Linked DNA regions of Homo sapiens: regions 2 and 3 are each linked to region 1. A link is an interaction called in ENCODE POLR2A ChIA-PET data of the cell type or tissue named here. Cell type or tissue: A673. All regions are shown on one strand. Links, peaks and the distances in the headings refer to the core of each region. The heading gives the core; the rest is flanking DNA. Region 1 holds the start of MIR4710 (microRNA 4710). Region 2 has its middle 21 kb from the start of ASPG. Region 3 has its middle 20 kb from the start of ATP5MJ.

Region 1 (6,452 bases), core at 1-5,000:
GCCTGGCCTACCTGGAGGGACTCCCCAGAGGTCAGGAGTGGCCCTGTGAACAGCGCAGTCCCGTGGTACAGTGGGAGGGTGCTGTGGCTGGGCCGGTCTGGGTCCTGGCTCTGCTGCCTGCTGAGATAGGGGTGGTGATAACAGTCCCACCTCCTAGGGCTGCTGGACGGGAGGTGTGTGTGAAGCCCCCAAGTCGGGCCAAGCTACCATCAATAAAAAATGACCCAGATGCCAAGGCATGGGTGGAGGCAGCAGCCTGGTCAATGGCCTGGCCAAAGTCCAGGGTAGGGGACACAGGGCCACTTCAGCTGTGTGCAGGGAAGGCTCCTCTGCACACACTGAGGTGGGAGGGGTGAGAGTCAGAAGACGGAGGGGGGGTTTGTTCCACAAGCACGGAAAGGTGACGGAGGCTTTGAGTGCAGCTCGGGGACCCTGATTTATGGGATTGGATTGGAGGGTCCCCCTTGGTGAGGGGCAGAGGATGGTAGGGCCAGGTGGAGGGGGTGAGCTGGGGCAGAGCCGGTGGGGTCTGCCGAATGGTAAGGGGATGTGTGAGCGTGAACCTGAGAGAGTGCATATGTTTGGGCAGAGGCCGAGGAATCAGCATTCACACTTTGCAGAGGGCAGAGGTAATTTACAAATGACTGGGGACCCTCAGGGATCCGTCTTGACCCTGTGTTGCCTTCCTCTGGGGCCTCAGTCCCCTGTTCAGCCCAAGATCCCCTAGAGAAGAGCCAGGACATCTGGGGTCACCCAGGAGCAGCCTGGTCCCCTGCAGTCCTTTCTGGGGCCTGGAGCTGACACTACGGCAGCCACAGAGTTGTGCTGGCCCCGGAATCCTGGGAGCCCTGTTTGCCTCTGTCCCTGTCGGGCAGCCCAGCTGGAGGTTCATCCCCATCCATGTGGTGTGGGCTGGGTGCCCTGCCCCAGCGCTGGGCCTGATGAATGCCTAGGGAGGGCAGCTGGGCTGGGCCCACCCTCAGCCACTTCGCCCGGCAGTGCCATCACCCTGCTTACAGATGGACAGGCCCAGGGCCCGGGGCTTGCTTGGGCCCACAGAGTGGCTGCTGCGGCTGGGGCTGGGCCCATGCCTCCCTGACCTGGCTCCAGCCAGCTCCTGGCATTCCCTTCCCCCTCCCTCCCCCAGGATGCCCAGCCTTCCCAGCGGGCCGGCTGGGGAATCTCATTACTCCCAACCTACAGATGCAGAAACTGAGGCTGCAAGAGGGGAGTGGCTGGCAGCCAGGAGAATGGGAAGGCACCCGGTGGCAAGGTCGGAGTCTGCCCAGCTGGGTGGGGATGAGGCCTCTCTGCAGAGCTGTCGGGAGTCCTGGGGGAGAGTAGAGGGGCCACTGCCAGCAAACGGAGGGTGAGCTGGGGCTGGGACCCACCCGGACCTTTGAGCACTGGTGTCCCTGGCCAGGTCACCCTCAGGGCCTCCTGGCAGGAAGCCTCTCACCTGGGCTGGCCCGTTGGTCCTGGGCACCTGCTCAGGCCCCACAGGAGCGGCTTCCCATGTCAGGGCGGGAGGCTTCAGCTGGGGTCTGGGGTCTCTTGACCACCCCAGCTCTGCCACATGGAGTGAAGGGACTTGACCCCTTTGAGCCTCAGTTTCTGCAGCTGTACCTAGGGCTATGGGGAGGGGGACAGAAGTGGGAGGAAGGGGTGGGGGCGCTGGCAGGTCTTGTTTTGTGGGTTGGGAAGGGGACTCTCAGGAGAGCCCAGTTGCTGAGACGGTGTGCGTGTGCACGAGTGTGTGCCCACATCCCGAGGCACGGCTCCCTGATTACGGCCAGGCAGGAGTGGGGAGCCCACCCCAGCTGGCCACCCCCAGGGGCTTACAGAGAGCAGCTGGGGGTGCCGGGACTCTCCTGGGCCAAGCCCACCACAAAGGGAGTGAGGAGGAGAGAGGGAGCCGAGTGGGGGAGTGGGAGGAGCCACCAGGGGCTCTCAGCAGGGAGGGTTCCTTTGTCCCGAGAAGGAGTTGAGAGGATCTCTGGGGCTCCCAGGGGAGGCTCTGATGTAGGGAGGACGAGGGCCGACAGGAGCTCAGAGCAGGACCCGGGGCCACCGTGGTGGGCTGCAGTCAGTGTTCTCAGAGATTCTCCGGTGGGTTGAGGCCTGGCTCTGCGGCATTCCGCATGAGCCAAGCCTCTTGCTTCTGGAAATTTCTCTTATTTTCCTACTTCCCTGTGTTTTCTGATGGGTCCTTTCTTGGGGTGCCTCCTAGGCCTTCCCCTCCCCTTCGCTCAGCCCAGTCTCCTGGGCGGGGCGGCCACCCAGAAGCTAAGAAGCCCCGTGGTCGCCTCTGTGTGTCCCTGAGATCTGGGGCTGCAGCCCCGCCCACCTGCCCGCACTCCGCCCCGGCACACGTCCTCTGCCGTCGCCGGGTGGGCGGGAAATTAGCTGCCTAGGAGGGGTCCGCTGGGCTGGGGGCTCCGGGAAGGTGGGCTCGGCAGCCCGCAGCCCTGCGTTCTCCAGATGAGTTGCGGGAGGGGTGTTCTGGGGAGTCCCCGGGCTCCGCTGTAGGGGAGGGCAGGCTTCGCGCTGCTGCGTGGGGGCCGAGGCGGCAGCTGCGGTGCTGAGTCACGCTCCGGAAAATGGAGGAAGCAGAGTTTCCACCACCATCTGCCTCCTCCTTGGGAGGAGGAGGAAGGGGAGGAGGTGGAAGGAGGTGGAGTAAGGGAGCAGGGCGCAGAGCAGCGCTGCAGGCACAGGGGCGGGGGCTCCCGGCAGGCCAGTGCCCTGCCTGTCCCAGACCGAGTGGGGTGAGGGCAGGTGGTTCTTCCCGAAGCAGCTCTCGCCTCTTCGTCAGGGAAGGGAGTGTTGAGTGTTCCGCCCAGCAGAACCAGGCCACACCAGGGGCTCCCTCCTCCCTGCCCCACCTCGGGGAACCGAGAACCTCCAGGGCTTTCAGGAGCTCAGCAGGCTCAGGTGCTAAGTCCCACTGCCCCCGCGTGTGGCCTGGCTGTCCCCAGTCCCCAGAGGCAGTGGGAACATTGACACAAAGTCCTCAGCCAGCCACAGCCTCCTGTCCCCCATAGCCCTAGGAACCTCCAGCTTGCTGGCCGCAGAGTCCAGGGCAGCAATGGGGGGAGGGGGCTACTCTGAAGGGGGTGCGGTAAGGTCCCGCCAGCGCTCCCTCTGGAAGGCGGCTGCTGCCTTTCAAACCCAGGGGTGCGGCCCCTCCTCCTGCCTCCACAGGACGGGGGTGGGTCCTGGGGATGCCCCTATATCTGGGGATCCCCCCTCAGCTGCCCCGCCCTCCTGTCCTCCTGGAATGACACGTTTCTCCCCGTCACGTGCAGATGTGGCAACCAACGTCCAAGGTGGGAGGGCCCCCCCCCCCCCAGGCCCCTTGATCTCCCCGTGGGTCTCCCCAGCGGCGAAAACGGGAGCTGGGTAGGTCCGTAGGTTTCAGCTCTAGTAACAGCAGACCTCAGCCTCAGCTCTCTCACTCCTCAGGCGGCCCTGGGGCGGGGATCCCTCTCTGCTTCCTAGACGCGTGATTTGCCTCTCTGGGCTTCCTGCTCCTCTGCTAGAATGGGTGGTCCTGACACACGGAATCCAGCAGGAATCCTGGGCTGGTCCTGGCGGGGGCAGTCCCCCTGCTGCTGTGTGTGGCTCTTTCACAAGGACACAGGAGTCAGGAACCTTGTGGCTGCGAGGGCCAGAGACCCGACCTAGTGAGGGCAAAAGAGGGAGGGAATTGATGGGCTGATGTCACAGGGGGCAGGGAAGGTAGCCGGGCCAGGACAGCTGTCCCCGCGCCGCTCCCCCCTCCACAACACCCACCTCTGACTCCACTTCACCCTGATTGTGCTGTCCCCTCCCCCAGGCTGGGGCTACAGTGGCTGCAGGTCCAGGCTCGCTGCTCCTTGCCCTGGGGCCCTGGGAAGAGGGGCAATATTGTTTATAAGAAGTCCATCCCTAGGAATAACCCTGGAAACACTGGGGGTCCCACGCCCACCCTTAAACAGCCTCTGGGAGGAGGACTGGGGAGAGGGAGATGCTGTGAAAGGAAGACCCTTTCTAAAACACAAGGTTCAACAAGCGGGGTGGCAGTTTCTGAGTGCGGGGTCTGCAGGTGCTTCCGGCCTGCCTACCTGAGGCCCTTCCCCACAGGAAGAGGTGGCCTTGCTGGAAGGGAACGGTGCTCATGACCACCTGACACACTTGTGTCAGACTGGACACAGGGCTGTGGAGGCCTCTGAAGGGCTGCTGGGGAGGTGCTGGCCAGCCTAGCCTTGGCCATCAGGGTGGTCAGGGTCCAAAGGCAACTCCTTGGTGCTGGGAGTGGAGAGGTCACCTTTGAGTGATGCCTGGTTGGGGCTGGGAAGTCAAGGATCTTGGCAGGCAGGGCTTTGACGTCTGCAGGCGAATCACCCCCCACCACCCCCAGCAAGGCATCCATGTCAGGACATATAACTTGTGTTGCAGCACATGGAGCTTCCTCTTGCTGGAGCACCACTAAGCATTCCCATTTTACAGATTCAGAATCTGAGCAGGAGAGTCGCAGGGGTGGTGAGAGGTGTCAGAGCTGGGAGTTTTCCCATCAGCTGGCACTTCATTTACTCCCACCTTGGCCCTGTCATTTGGGCATTTAAGACAGCTTAGTGTTAAAACCTCTTACTGAATCCAAATCCCATTCATTCGCCTACCCATCTAGGCATCCACCCATCTATCCACCAATCTGTCTACTCTTCCACCCACACACCCAACCCCCTACGTCCATCCATCCATCTATTCACCCATTCACCCACCATCCATCCACCCATCCATCCACTCACCCATCCACCGATCCACCCATCCATCATCCATTCACCCACCAATCCACCCACCCCCATTATCCATCTGTCCATCCATCCATCTATTCATCCCTTCACCTACCACCATCCATCCATCTAACCACCTATCCACCCATCCATCCACCCCATCCATCCATCCATTCATCCATCCACCCATCTACCCACCATCCATCCATCCACCCATTCACCCACCATCCATCTATCCCCCATCCACCTGTCCCACATCCATTCAACATTAATTGAAAGTCTGCTATGTTCTGGGCACAGGATTGGCAGTGGTGGTACCAGGTAAGCAAGGGCACAGCATCACCCAAGTGGGTTGCAGCTTTACTAAATAAAGATACAGGGCACAGAGGTAAATTTGAATTTCAGATAAACAATGAATACAGTTTTAGGATAAGTATGTCTGATATGGTTTGGATTTGTGTCCTTGCTCAAATTTCATGTCAAATTGTAATCTGCAGTCTTGGAGGAAGGGCCTGGTGGGAGGTGACTGGATCATGGGCGTGATTTCCCCCTTGCTATTCTCCTGATAGTAAGTTCTCAGGAGATCTGGTTGTTTAAAAGTGTATGGCATCTCCCCTTTGCTCTCTTCCTCCTGTTCCCCCATGACTGTAAGTTTCCTGAGTCCTCCCCAGCTATGCTTCTTGTACAGCCTGCAGAACCATGAGCCAGTTAAACCTCTTTTCTTTATAAATTACCCAGTCTCAGGTAGTTCTTTTTTTTTTTGAGACGGAGTTTAGCTCTTGTTGATCAGGCTGGAGTGCAATGGCATGATCTTCATTCACTGCAACCTCCGCCTCCCGGGTTCAAGCGATTCTCCTGTCACAGCCTCTTGAGTAGCTGGGATTATAGGCATCTGCCACCATGCCTGGCTAATTTTTGTATTTTTAGTAGAGATGGGGTTTCATCATATCGGTCAGGCTGGTCTCGAACTCCTGACCTCAATTGGTCCGCCCACCTTGGCCTCCCAAAGTGCTGAGATTACAGGTGCGAGCCACTGGGCCCAGCCTCAGGTAGTTCTTTATAGCAATGTGAGAATGGGCTAATATAATGTCCTATGCAATATTTGGCACCAGCATGTCTCAAATATTGCATGGGACACACTTGTACTGAAATGTATTTGTTGTTTACCTGAAATTCAGATTGACCTGGGAGTTCTGTATTTTATCTGACAACCCCACCCCAAGGTGCTTGCTGTCAGGGGGTGAAATGATGCAGGTGGGAGATGCCTGGACATCACGCATGCAGAGGGCTGTAGGACAGGGCAGCTCTTCCTGTCTGCAGGAGTTGAGCAAACCTCTCTGGAGAGAGCTCCACGTGTGTGCTGAGCACCTTTTGTCTTCTCAAGAGCCTCCACACCTTGGCTGTGCCTTCAATATCTTCCATCCAACAGAGTCTTCCAATAGCACTGGATGAACTCAAGCCTCTCCTGATACTGTCTGTATTAGTCTGTTTTCACACTGCTATAAAGAACTGCCTGAGACTGGGTATTTTATAAAGGAAAGAGGTTTAATTGACTCACAGTTCCGCATGGCTGGGGAGGCCTCAGGAAACTTACAATCGTGGGGGAAGGTGAAGGGGAAGCAAGTACCTTCTTCATAAGGTGGCAGGAGAGAGAGAGCGCAGGGGAAACTGCCACTT
Region 2 (6,452 bases), core at 634-5,633, 610 kb after region 1:
TTGCACAGTAATCCCTAATGTTGGGGGAGGGACCTGGTGGGAGGTGATTGGATCCTGGGGGTGGATTCCCCCTTGCTGTTCTCGTGATAGTGAGTTCTCACTAGATCTGGTTGTTTAAAAGGATGTAGCACCTCCCCCTTCACCCTCTCTCTTCTGCTCCACCATGTGAAGATTGTACCTGCTTCCCCTTCACCTTTCTCTATGATTCTAAGTTTCCTGAGATCTCCCCAGCCATGCTTCCTGTACAGCCTGCAGAACCATGGGCCAATTAAATGTCTATTATCAATAAATTACCCAGTTCCAGGTATGTCTTTAGAGCAGTGTGAGAACAAATGAATACAGAAAACTGGTACCAGAGAAGTGGGGCAGTGCAATAAAGATGCCTGAAAATAAGGAAGCAACTTTGGATGGAAGTGGGTAACGGGCAGAGGTTGGAACAGTTTGGAGGCCTCAGAAGAAAACAGAAAGATGAGGGAGCGTTTGGAACTTCCTAGAGACTTGTTGAATGGTTGTAACCAAAATGCTGATAGTTATATGGACAGTGAAGTCCAGGCTGAGGTGGTGTCAGATGGAGATGAGGAACTTACTGAGAACTGGAGTAAAGGTCACTCTTGCTATGCTTTAGCAAAGAGACCAGTGGCATCATGTCCCTGCTCTAGAGATCTGTGGAACTTTGAACTTGAGAGAAATGATTTAGGGTATCTGGAAGAAATTTCTAAGCAGCAAAGCATTCAAGATGTGGCCTGGCTGCTTCTAAAAGCCTATACTCATTTTCATAAACAAAGAAATGACCTGAAACTAGAACTTACATTTAAAAGGGAAGCAGAGCATAAAAGTTTGGAAATTTTGCAGCCTCATTATGCAGCAAAAAAAATTTCCTGGGGAAAAAGTCAAGGCTGCAGAAATTTGCATAAGATGAGCCAAATGTTAATTAATAGCCAAGACAATGGGAAAAATGCCTCCAGGGCACTTCAGAGACCTTCACTGCCGCACCCCCCATCACAGGCCTGGAGGACTAGGAGGGAAAAATGGTTTTGTGGGCCAGATCCAGGGCCCCACTGCTCTGTGCAGCCTCAGGCCATGGCACCCTGTGTCCCCGACACTCTCAGCTCCAGCCATGGCTAAAAGGGGCCAAGGTACAGCTCTGGCCATTGCTTCAGAGGGTGCAAGCCCCAAGCTTTGGTGGGTTCCACGTGGTGTTGGGCATGTGGGTACGCAGAAGACAAGAGTTGAGGGTTGGGAGCCTCCACTTAGATTTCAGAGAATGTATGGGAACACCTGGATGTCCAGGCAGAAGTCAGCCTGGGCTCCCATGCAGCCTGTAGGTGCACAGAAGTCAAGAATTGAGGTTTGGGATCTTCTGTCTAGATTTCAGAGGATGTATGCAAATGCCTGCATGTCTAGGTAGAGGTGTGCTGCAGGGGTGAAGCCCTCACGGAGAACCTACTAGGGCAGTGCAAAGGGGAAATGTGGGGTTGGAGCCTCCAGACGCGGTCCCCACTGGGGCACTGCCCTAGTGGAGCTGTGAGAAGAGTGTCCCCATCTGCCAGAACCCAGAATGGTAGATCCACCAACAGTTTGCACCATGTGCCTGGACAAGCGACAGGCACTCAATGCCAGGCTGTGAAAGCAGCTGCAGGTGCTGTACCCTGCAGAGCCACAGAGGCAGAGCGGCCCAAGGCCTTGGGAACCCACCCTTTGCATCAGTATGGCCTGCATGTGAGACATGGAGTAAAAAGAATCAATCATTTTGGAGCTTTAGGAATTTAATGACTGACCTGCTGGGTTTCAGACCTGCATAGAGCCTGTAGCCCCTGTTTTGGCCAATTTCTCCCTTTTGGAATGGGAGCATTTAACCAATCCCTGTACTCACATTGCATCTTGGAAGCAACTAACTTGTTTTTTATTTTACAGGCTCATAGGTGGAAGAGATTCGCCTTGTCTCAGATGAGATTTTGGACTTGGACTTTTGAGTTAAAGTTGGAATGAGTTAAGACTTTGAAGGACTTTTGGGAAGGCATAATTGGTTTTGAAATGTGAGAAGGACATGGGATGTGAGAGGGGCCAGGGGCAGAATGATATGGTTTGGCTCTGTGTCCCCATCCAAATCTCATGTTGAATTGTAATCCCCAGTGTTGGGAGAGGGACCTGATGGGAAGTGATTGGATCATGGGGGCAGATTTCCCCCTTGCTGTTCTTGTGATAGTGAGTTCTTATAAGATCTGGTTGTTTAAAAGTGTGTAGCACCTCCCCCTTCACTCTCTCTCTCCTGCTCCTCCATGTGAAGAAGGTGCTTGCATCCCCTTTGCCCTTCTACCATGACTGTAAGTTTCCTGAGGCCTCCCCAGCCATGCTTTCTGTGCAGCTGGCAGAATTGAGTCAATTAAACCTCTTTTCTTAATTACCCAGTCTCAGGTAGTTCTTTATAGCAGTGCGAGAACAGACTAATACACCTGCCATTTCTGACAAAGTGTGAGTTTAAAACATTTTTTCTCTTTTTTTTTTTTTTTTTTTTGAGATGGAGTTTCACTCTTGTTGCTCAGGCTGGAGTGCAATGGCGTGTAATCTCGGCTCACCACAAGCTCTGCCTCCCAGGTTCAAGCGATTCTCCTGTCTCAGCCTCCCAAGTAGCTGGGATTACAGGTATGTGCCACCACACCCGGCTAATTTTGTATTTTTAATAGAGACAGGGTTTCTCCATGTTGGTCAGGCTGGTCTTGAACTCCTGGCCTCAGGTGATCCGCCCACTTAAGTTTAAAACATATTAATCAGCATTATACGAATGATGAATTTTCACTGAAAAAGTATTTTCTTAAATGAATTTCACCAAGTCAGTATACTTCTTTGCTCAATTTTCTAAACAAAGTAGTTTCTACTTTTTATATTTTCTTTTTAAAATTTCCTAAAAGATTTTTCATCAGGTTAATTATCTTCCAGACAAGCTTTGGGGAGGCAAGTTCTGCCTATGTGTTTTTTGGTGAGAGCATCTGTGTACGGATTATCTTTGGGAGCCATTATTTTCCTGGGTCAAATTTTACAAAGATGGCTGTTCTCTCCATTTTTAGACAGTAACCACTGTCACTGGCTGTGGTTTTAGGATTATTCCTGTCAAGCTTACTTTTCCCCAGATAAATTCTAACCGTTTTCAATGTCACCATTAAATGTAATTCTTCAGCTTTCTATAATACATGTTATCATTGTCTGCTGTATTTTGTGTTTTCTACCAACTGCGTTTACTAGGAATGATATCAACGACGGGGCTGTATCTACCTCCTGGGTAAGCCATAAGAGGGTTGCACCAAGTACCGAGGACAAGGTGGTGAAGTGCCCTTCAGCAGAGCTGAAGACAAGGAGACAAGCTGAGGCCCAGTGGACCACCTGCCTCCCACTCCCTTGGCAAAACAAAACCAACAAAAACACTAAACCTGCCAGTCAGTGCCTGGCAGGAGATGGGGTTCACTCTACAGAAAAACAATAAGCATACATAAAAAGAAGGAAATCTTGTCATTTGTGACACCATGGATGAATGTGGAGAACATTAAGTTGGATGAAATAGGCACAGAGAGACAAATCCTGCATGATCTCACTCACATGCGGAACCTACAACAGCTGATCTCATAGGCAGACAGAGTAGAATGGCGGTTACCAGAGCTTGGGCGGTTGCAGGGAGTCCAACGGGGAAAGATGTTGGTCAACAGATAATATATAATTACAAGGGGCGGGACGTCCAGAACAGGCATGTATATAGAGACAGAACAGGCAAAATACAAAGACAAAGCAGATAAGTGATTGCCTGGGGACAAGGGTGAGGCTGGGGCGGGGAAAGCGTGGAGTAGGGAGAAACTGGGATGACCTCAAATGGTTCCAGAGATTCTTTCTCGAGTGATGAAAATGCTCTAACGTTGATTGTGGAGATGGCTGCAGAACACTGTGAACATACTAAAATCACTGGACAGGACACTTTTAAATAGGTGAATTATATGGTATATGAATTATATCTCAATAAAGCTGTTTTTTTTTTTTTAAGAAGGAAAACAGTGTGAAGGATCTGGCTTCAAAAATACCAGGTTCTGCACCACTGAGTTCTTCTCACTGGCTAGTATTAATCTCTAAAGAAAGCTGTGGTACTCACTCTTCCACAACTTCACTGCTAAGTTATTACCACCACCAAGAAAAAGCATCCGGCCAAATAAAGAAATCAAACATCTTAGTGGTTCTGGACACTTCAGGAAGTCCCAGCACCCAGACCTCCACATACTCCCTTGTCTCCTGGCAGGGAAGGGTTTCTAAAGATGGACATCAAAAGACGAGAGGCAGGATTCTGTCCCCCACTGGAGTGACGGCGTACAGACTTTAGGGCAGCACACACCACGTGGCTGTGGTGTATAATCCTTCTAATGTGCTGTTGGATTTGGTTGCTAGCATTTTGCTAAGGATTTGTGAATTTACATTCATAAAAGTATCGGTTTGGCCGGACGCAGTGGCTCATGCCTGTAATCCCAGCAATTTCAGAGGCCAAAGCAGGTGGATCACAGATCAGGAGTTCAAGACCAGCCTGGCCAACATGGTGAAACCTCGTCTCTACTAAAAATACAAAAATTAGCTGGGTGTGGTGACACGTACCTGTAGTCCCAGCTACTCAGGAGGCCGAAGCAGAATTGCTTGAACCTGGGAGGCAGAGGTTGAAGTAAGCCAAGATCGTGCCACTGCACTCCAGCCTGGGCAACAGAGTAAGACTCTGTCTCAAAATATAAATATAAATATATATAAATGTATATTATATATATATATATATATATATATATATATATATATCGGTCTGTAGTTTTCTTGCAGTATCTTTGGCTTTGGTATCAGGGTAGTGCTGGCCTCACAGAATGTGTTAGGAAGTGTCCCTTCTGTTCATTTTTTGGAAGAGTTTGAGCAGGATTGGAGTTAATTCTTCTTTAATGTTTCACAGAACATTTGGTAGTGGGGCTGTCTGTTCCTGGACTTTGGTGGGAGGATTCTCACAGAATGGGAGAAAATATTTGTAAATCACATATCTGATAAGAGTATAATATCCGGAATGTATACAGCACTCCTAGCACTCAACAAGAAGACAACTCAATTTAAAAATAGCCACTAGGGCCAGGTGTGGTTGTTCACACACCTGTAATTCCAGCACTTTGGGAGGCTGAGGCAGGAAGATTGCCTGAGCTCAGGGGGTTGAGACCAGCCTGGGCAACACAGCAAGACCTGGTCTCTACCAAAAAGAAAAAAAAATCAGCCAGGCATGGTGGTGCACACCTGTAGCCCTAGGTACTCTGGAGGCTGAGAGGAGAGGATCACTTGAGCCCAGGAGATTGAGGCTACAGTGAGCTGTGACTGTGCCACTGCACTCTAGTCTGGGTGACAGAGTGAAACTCTGTCTCAAAAAAAAAAAAATAGTCACAGGACTTGAACAGATATTTCTCAATAGAAGATACACAAGTAGCCAACAAGCACATGAAAGATGATCATCATCACTGGGGATTAGGGAAATGCAAATGAAAACCACAATAATATATGCATACCCATTAGGATGGCTTTAATTTTTTAAAAAAGGGGGAAACTAAGAAGTGCTGTCAAAGCTGTAGAGACATGGGAATCCTCAGACACTGCTGGGGGGAATGTAAAATGGTGCAGCCGGTTTGGTGTCTCCTCCAAAAGTTAAGTATAGAGTTACCACATGGCCTACCAATCTTCCTCCTAGGTATACACCCAAGAGAAATGAAAAAACATGTACACACCAAAACCTGTACACAAATGTTTATAGCACTATTATTCATAATAGCCCAGAGTCTGAAACAATCCAAATGTCCATCAACAGAGGAGTAAATAAACCAACTGTGGCATCCACATCCAACAGGATATTATCCACCTAAATAAAGGATCAAGCCACTGATACACGCTGTAACGTGGATAAACTCGACAACATTACGTGAAGTCAGGGCAGCCAGACACAAATGGTCACCTACTGTATGATTCCTTGTATATGATGTATCCAGAATAGGTAAATCCATAGGGACAGAAGGCATATAAATTGTTACCAGGGTATGGGGGAAAGGGAAGGGAAAAGGGAAAATGGTTACTTAACTGGTAAGTACTTACTTAATAAGGTGCCTTTTTGGATAATGAAAACATTTTTAAACTACAGAGTGTTCCAGAACATTGCAAATACAATAAATGCCTGAATTACACATTTTAAAGTGGTTAATCAAATTATATCAATTTCACCTCAATTTAAAACTAAGTAAAAAGATGGAGAAAGATACATCATGCTAACACACAAATCAGAAGAAAGCTGGAGTAGCTATATTAATTTCAGACAAGCAGACTTCAGAACTAAGGACATTAGAAGGCCTAGAGAGGGGCATTACCTAATGATAAAGGGGTCAATTCTCCAAGAAGACGTAACAACCCCAAATGTG
Region 3 (6,452 bases), core at 711-5,710, 780 kb after region 1:
AAGCCAAAGATGGGAAAGACAAGAAATTAGACGTTTCAATGGAAGAGAAAACAGAGAGCTGGGCACTCTGGCATGTGCCTATAATCCCAGGCTCAGGAAGCTGAGATAGAAAGATTGCTTGAGCTCAGGAGTTCAAGATCTCCCTCAGTAACATAGCAAGACCCCATCTTTTTTTTTTTTTTCAAGATGGAGTCTCGCTCTGTCACCCAGGCCAGAGTGCAGTGGCGCAATCTCAGCTCACTGCAACCTCCACCTCCCCGGTTCAAGCGATTCTTCTGCCTCAGCCTCCTGACTAGCTGGGACTACAGGTGCGTGACACCACGCCCGGCAATTTTTTGTATTTTTAGTAGAGACGGGGTTTCACCGTGTAGCCAGGATGGTCTCAATCTCCTGACCTCGTGATCCTCCCGCCTCGGGCTTTCAAAGTGCTGGGATTACAGGTGTGAGCCACCGCACCCGGCCGCAGGACCCCTCCTTAAAAAAAAAAAAAAAAGAAACGAAAAAGAGAAAAACAATGGAGAAAGATCAATGAAACCAAAAGCTGGTTCTTTGAGAACGTCAATAAAATGGATAAACCGCTAGCCAGACTGATCAAGAAAAAAATAAAGGAAGAAGATAAAATCAATATCAGGAATGAGAGAGATGCCATCTGGTCTTGAACTCCTGGGCTCATCTAAGGGAAACACAGCAGAGATGGAGGAGGAGGGATTGATTACAAAAAGTCAGGAGGAAACTTTGGGGGGTGATGGATCTGTTCATTTTCTTGATTGTGGGGATGGTTTGACTGTGTATATATATGTTAAAACTCATTGGCGAGGCTCGGTGGCTCATGCCTGTAATCCCAACACTTTGGGAGGCCGAGGCAGAAGAATCACTTGAACCAGGAGGCGGAGGTTGCAATGAGCTGAGATCGCATCACTGCGCTCCAGCCTGGTGATAAGGTGAGACTCCATCTCAAAAAAAAAAAAAAAACTCATCAAATTGTGCAATTAATGTGAAACTTACCAATAACCTCCAAATTATGTAGACATAATGTTATGTGGAGACTTTATACTTCAATAAAGCTATAAGAAAAGTTTCTGGCCGGGTGCGGTGGCTCACGCCTGTAATCCCAGCACTTTGGGAGGCCGAGGCGGGTGGATCACGAGGTCAGGAGATCGAGACCATCCTAGCTAACACGGTGAAACCCTGTCTCTACCAAAAAAATACAAAAATTAGCTGGGGATGGTGGCGGGCGCCTGTAGTCCCAGCTACTCAGGAGGCTGAGACAGGAGAATGGCGTGAACTGGTGAGGCGGAGCTTGCAGTGAGCCGAGATCACGCCACTGCACTCCAGCCTGGGTGACAGAGTGAGACTCCATCTCAAAAAAAAAAAAAAAAAAAAAAAAGGTTTCTAAAAATTCTATGCTGGCCAAGCGTGGTGGCTCATGCCTGTAATCCCAGTACTTTGGGAGGCTAAGGCAGGGGGATTTCTTGAGCCCAGAAGGTTGAGGCTGCAGTGAGCCATGATCGAACCACTGCACTCCAGTGTGCGGGACAGTGAGACCCTGTCTCAAAAAAAAAAAAAAAAAAAACCTGGGCGTGGTGGCTCACACCTGTAATCCCAGCACTTTGGGGGGCCAAGGTGGGCAGATCACCTAAGGTCAGGAGTTCAAGACCGGCCTGACCAACACAATGAAACCCCGTCTCTACTAAAAATACAAAAATTAGCCGGGTGTGGTGGCGGGCTTCTGTAATCCCAGCTACTCGGGAGGCTGAGACAGGAGAATCGCTTGAACCCGGGAGGTGGAGGTTGCAGTGAGCCGAGATCATGCCATTGCACTCCAGTCTAGGCAAGAAGAACAAAACTCCATATCAAAAAAAAAAAAAAAATTCTAGGCTAACCCTCAGAAAATAAAGACCTAGTTTTTCAATGAATGAAAAGTATCCAATATGATACATTAAATCCTGTCTCAAAACCATTGATAATTCTCAGAGTGCCTGGGCTGAAATTTACCCCTTTATTTGAGCAAATAGTTTCTTCATAGATAGGGAAATTTAGTGCTATTTAATCAAATGTGCCAGAGTAATATTAAAATATTTGAGGAGTCCTGGGTGGGTGCGGTGGCTCATGCCTGTAATCCCAGCACTCTGGGAGGCAAAGGTGGGCAGATCACTCGAGGTCAGGAGTTCGAAGCCAGCCTGGCCAAAATGGCGAAACCTTGTCTCTACTAAAATTACAAAAATTAGCCGGATGTGATGGCACATGCCTGTAGTCGCAGCTACTCGGGAGGCTGAGGCAGGAGAATCACTTGAACCCAGGAGGCGGAGGTTGTAGTTAGTGGAGATCACGCCACTTGCTCTCCAGCCAAGAGTGAGACTCCACCTCCAATAATAATAATAATAATAAAATATTTGAGGAGTCCTAAAATGTAAGTACCCATAAGCATTTAGAAATACCCACCTACAGATAAGTAAGTGAGGTGGTCATTATACATCATTCTTGGCCAGTAATCCAGGCTTGAGATGCTGTGTGAACTTGTAAGCAGCAAAAGAAGATAAAAAGGCATTCTTCATAAAGTTAAGAATTAAATGAGATATCAATAAGCCTTATTTTAAAATAATTCATCATGCCAGGCATGGCGGCTCACGCCTGTAATCCCAGCAATTTGTGAGGCCGAGGTGGGTGGATCACCTGAGGTCAGGACTTCGAGACCAGCCAGACCAACATGGAGAAACCCCATCTCTAAACACAAAAATTAGCTGAGCATGGTTGTGGGCACCTGTAATCCCAGCTACTCGGGAGGCTGAGGCAGGAGAATCACTTGAACCCGGGAGGCAGAGGTTGCAATGAGCCGAGATCGCGCCACTGCACTCCAGCCTGGGCGACAGAGGGAGACTCCATCTAAAAAAAAAATAATAAAATTAAAAATAAAGTAAAATAACTCATCATTTAGTTTTACATAACTCAAACTTGCTTTCTCTGTTCAGTGATTGAGGTTTCGTTACATTCATTGGTTGAATTCAAAATAGAATTCACTTAGGATTGATTTGCAAGCACAATATACTCAGAATACAGCAGACAAGTGCGACTCGCATGTGAGAACTCTGGGGGTTCTAAGTCAGGTGTGTGGGAGGGAACGCTGCTCCCACGATATGCCAGGAAGGGAGGGCTCCCGCGGGGAAGCGGCCCTGGGAGTGGCGCCCCCTGCTGGACAGCGCGCCGGTGCACACCAGCGAGCGAGAAGCTCTGCGCTGCTGGAGGAAAAGTGGGTTCAAGCCAAAGCTTCCCAAAGGGAGTCACCTTGAGGCCCCTTCTGTCGGAACATGCTGAGATGCTGGTGCTCCAAGCCCAGGAATCTCTGGCTCTTCCTGAGTGCCCACCCCATGATGAACAGCTCCTCTTTAGTCGACCTCTTTCGCCTGGGACCCACACCTGCCACTCTCAGCCACGCTCTGCACATGCCTTTCTGGGGTCACAAAGCTCATTACACATCTTCCTTGGTTGAAAGAAGAATTTCAGCCAGGAGCGGTGGCTCACGCCTGTAATCCCAGCACTTTGGGAGCTCGAGGTGGGAGGATCATCTAAGTCCACGAGTTCGAGACCAGCCTGGGCAACAAAGTGAGGCCCTATCTCTAAAAAAAAAAAAAAAAAAAAAAAAATTGTTTGTTTTGTTTTGTTTTGTTTTGTTTTTGAGATGAAGTCTCGCTCTGTTGCCTAGGCTGGAGTGCAATGGTGATCTTGGCTCCCTACAACTTCCGCCTCCTGAGTCGAAGCAATTCTCCCACCTCAGCCTCCCGAGTAGCTGGGATTACAGGCGTGCGCTACCACGCCTGGCTAATTTTTGTATTTTTTAGTAGAGACAGAGTTTCACCTCGTTGGCCAGACTGCTCTCGAACTCCTGACCTCAAGTGATCCCCCCATCTCAGCCTCCCAAAGTGCTGGCATTACAGGCGTGAGCCACCGTGCCTGGCCAAAAAAAAATTTTTTTAATCGCGCAGTGGCACATGCCTGTAATTCCAGTTACTCAGGTGGCCAAGGCGGGAGGATTGCTTGAGCCCAACCAAGAGCTAGAGGCTGCAGTGAGCTATGGTGGCACCAAGTACTCCAGCCTGGGCATCAGAGTGAGACCCTGTCTCAAAATAAAAAAAGTGCTGGAGGCTCATGTTCCCCCGTTGCAGCGTGTGACCACTGACTGCCAGGCACACTCTAGGATCAAGCTGCTGCAAGCACCAACAGGACCTGGGCCGAAACTCGCCTCCTGAAACCCACCTCCTGCTTGTCTTCTCCTGTTTCCATAAGCATTGAGAAGCCTGCTCTCCTCCGCACCCCCCAGTAAGCCACCTGAGCACGAATCCCCACCTGGGCGGATGTGGGCAGCACACAGGTAATCCCGGGGTGGCCACCCTGCCCACACCACCCACCGTGCTCTTCTTCACATCAGCTGCCTTCAGGTGACTGCACATCCCAAAACTGCGTGGGAACACCACCGTGGGCCTACCCATGTCCTGAAGTATCCAGGAGACTGGCGGGATGCCCGTCGCCTCTCCCTGCCCCACAAAGCGACTACTGTGGGGACCGCAAGGAGCCACATGGAAGAGCTGCCTGTCCTGGCCGGCTCAGGCTCTCCCCAGGCTGAGGACAACCATGGGACTGATAGAGACACTCTGTTGTTGAGATTCGGGCTTTCTCTCTTTCGAAAAGGGGTGAAGACGAAGGCTTGTGTCTGCATCTCCTCTCTGGTCTCAAAGCTGAGTGGCTTTTCCAGGGAAGCCAGCACCCGCGGCCTCTCATGCCAGCCCAAGCAGTTCTGAAGCCCACCCCTGTGACGAGGCGCTGCCGGCTGCGGAGCCTGTGCCAGCACGTCTCATCACCCAGGCGGGCTCCCCAGGCCCACAGGATAGCTCTGCCCCCAGCCATGGGTACTGCCAGGCCATCTCCCCACCCCACCCGGAGGAATTGAGGGCCTCTGCCTCACACACACATCCCTTCCCCGCAGCCCAAGCACCAGCACACCAGCAGGTGGAGAGAGTTGTTTCACTTGTGCTTGAGAAGGCGCCTTCCCTTCTAAGAGGAACTGCAGATGTGAACGTTTGCAAATCAAATTCCAACCGAAATGGCCTGCAGTGGCAGTTCTCAAAGGGTTTCCTGGGGCCACAGCAGCAGCATCTGGGAACCTGTCATAAATGCAGGTTCTTGGGCCCCACCCAAGACCTGCTTTGGGCCCTCCGTGATAGGGCCCAGGCCTGTGTTTCAGGAGCCCTCCAGGAGATTCTGATGCATACTCAAGTGCAGCCCACTGACCTAAAAGAGCCTGCCTTTGAAGGAAGCCTGGAGCAAGGCCTTCTGCAAAGACTTGAACCACCCGCAGTTCTGCCCAGTCAGCACAGCTGAATTTTCCTCCAAATACAGCACAGGGTGCACCCACCTTCAGAAGAAAAGCCCCCCGGCCCAGCTTCCAGGTGTCGTGAGGAGAGCAGCCGCAGACCGAGGCTGCATACCTGGGGCTGGGCTCCCTTCCCCTCCCCTGCCGCCCTGCCTGCCCTGCTGCAGGAGGCGAGGCCCGGCTGTGTGCTCACTGCTCCAGGCCTGATGATGGCTGGGAGCATTCAAGGAGCCACCCCTACCTGTGCCTGGGGCGCAGTTGGTCTTGTCTTAAACTCAATTTCTGGTAGACCTGGAGGCTGGGCTCAGCCTCAGTCTCCCTCCACCTCTCCACCATGTGTGTCAGGCAAAGAGGCTGGGCTTCCCCGCTATTTTCCTGCCCTGAGCTGAGCATCAAGCTGGGCCTCAGAGATCCTTCCTTTCTCCCCATGCTCCCCTCTCTCCAGGAGGGGAGGGACTCTCCTCCAATCTCCAATATATGGTACATATACATATATATATACCAAAACAAAGATGTAGCTGCTGTCACTGCTGACCAGAACACCCTTCCGGTGTGCCTTCCCACCTGAGCTGTGCCTGCACTCACCAGCCCCCTTGGGCAGATTGCCACTGTCTTTAGGAGCCAGGCTTATACCCACCTCTCCCCACATGCCTACCCAACTCTCAGGTCCCAACATGCCCAGCAGTTGAGCCAACACAAGTTGATCTAAGTTCATCAGAAGGTGAGTGTTTGACTGATTCTATACTCGCCACACAGGCCCACCCTCGTCTCATGCAAGTGACAGCCCCAACTCCACTCCTCATCTCCCAGCCTGTGAACCGAGGCAGCCATGGAGCCTGGAAGGAGAACAGACTCCAGTATCCACAGACGCCCATTCTAAGATGTTCTCACGGGGGATCAAAAGAAGCTGAGATCTACCCATGTTGGCCCTGTCGGGACACAGTATCTTTTGGGGATCCAAGAAGACACTGTGGGCCCCAGGACTCCTGGATCCCAGAACTGTGGCTGGCCCTGGACACAGAGCGGCCTAGAAGATCTTGGCTCTGTGTCTCACTGGGGCCTCCTTGACCCATTTCCAAGCTGTCCT

What was found. Peaks named below come from ENCODE experiments on the same cell type or tissue, not always from the same donor. Only the 100,000 strongest peaks of a DNase experiment are listed, where the experiment ranks them.
Region 2: POLR2A ChIA-PET joins it to region 1 with 6 read pairs; 2 of 35 experiments call an interaction of 5 or more read pairs at or near these places.
Region 3: POLR2A ChIA-PET joins it to region 1 with 9 read pairs; 2 of 35 experiments call an interaction of 5 or more read pairs at or near these places.

Annotation. Positions count from the first base shown.
Region 1 is chr14:104,674,055-104,680,506 of GRCh38, reverse strand. It overlaps MIR4710 (microRNA 4710), which reads left to right and starts at 2,758; the gene lies at 2,758-2,813. RefSeq lists a silencer at 1,896-1,945 and enhancers at 2,471-3,027, 3,028-3,585. In A673, for the core only: no CTCF peak of the experiment used is centred there; DNase peaks (open chromatin) are centred at 1,976, 2,326 and 2,636; H3K4me3 peaks cover 1,224 bases; H3K27ac peaks cover 3,605 bases.
Region 2 is chr14:104,061,519-104,067,970 of GRCh38, reverse strand. No RefSeq gene overlaps it. Among named protein-coding and RNA genes, the nearest start is that of ASPG, 21 kb to the left of the region's middle. In A673, for the core only: no CTCF peak of the experiment used is centred there; no DNase peak of the experiment used is centred there.
Region 3 is chr14:103,897,967-103,904,418 of GRCh38, reverse strand. No RefSeq gene overlaps it. Among named protein-coding and RNA genes, the nearest start is that of ATP5MJ, 20 kb to the left of the region's middle. RefSeq lists a silencer at 3,076-3,135. In A673, for the core only: CTCF peaks have their summits at 2,985 and 3,198 (motif pointing left); a DNase peak (open chromatin) is centred at 3,148.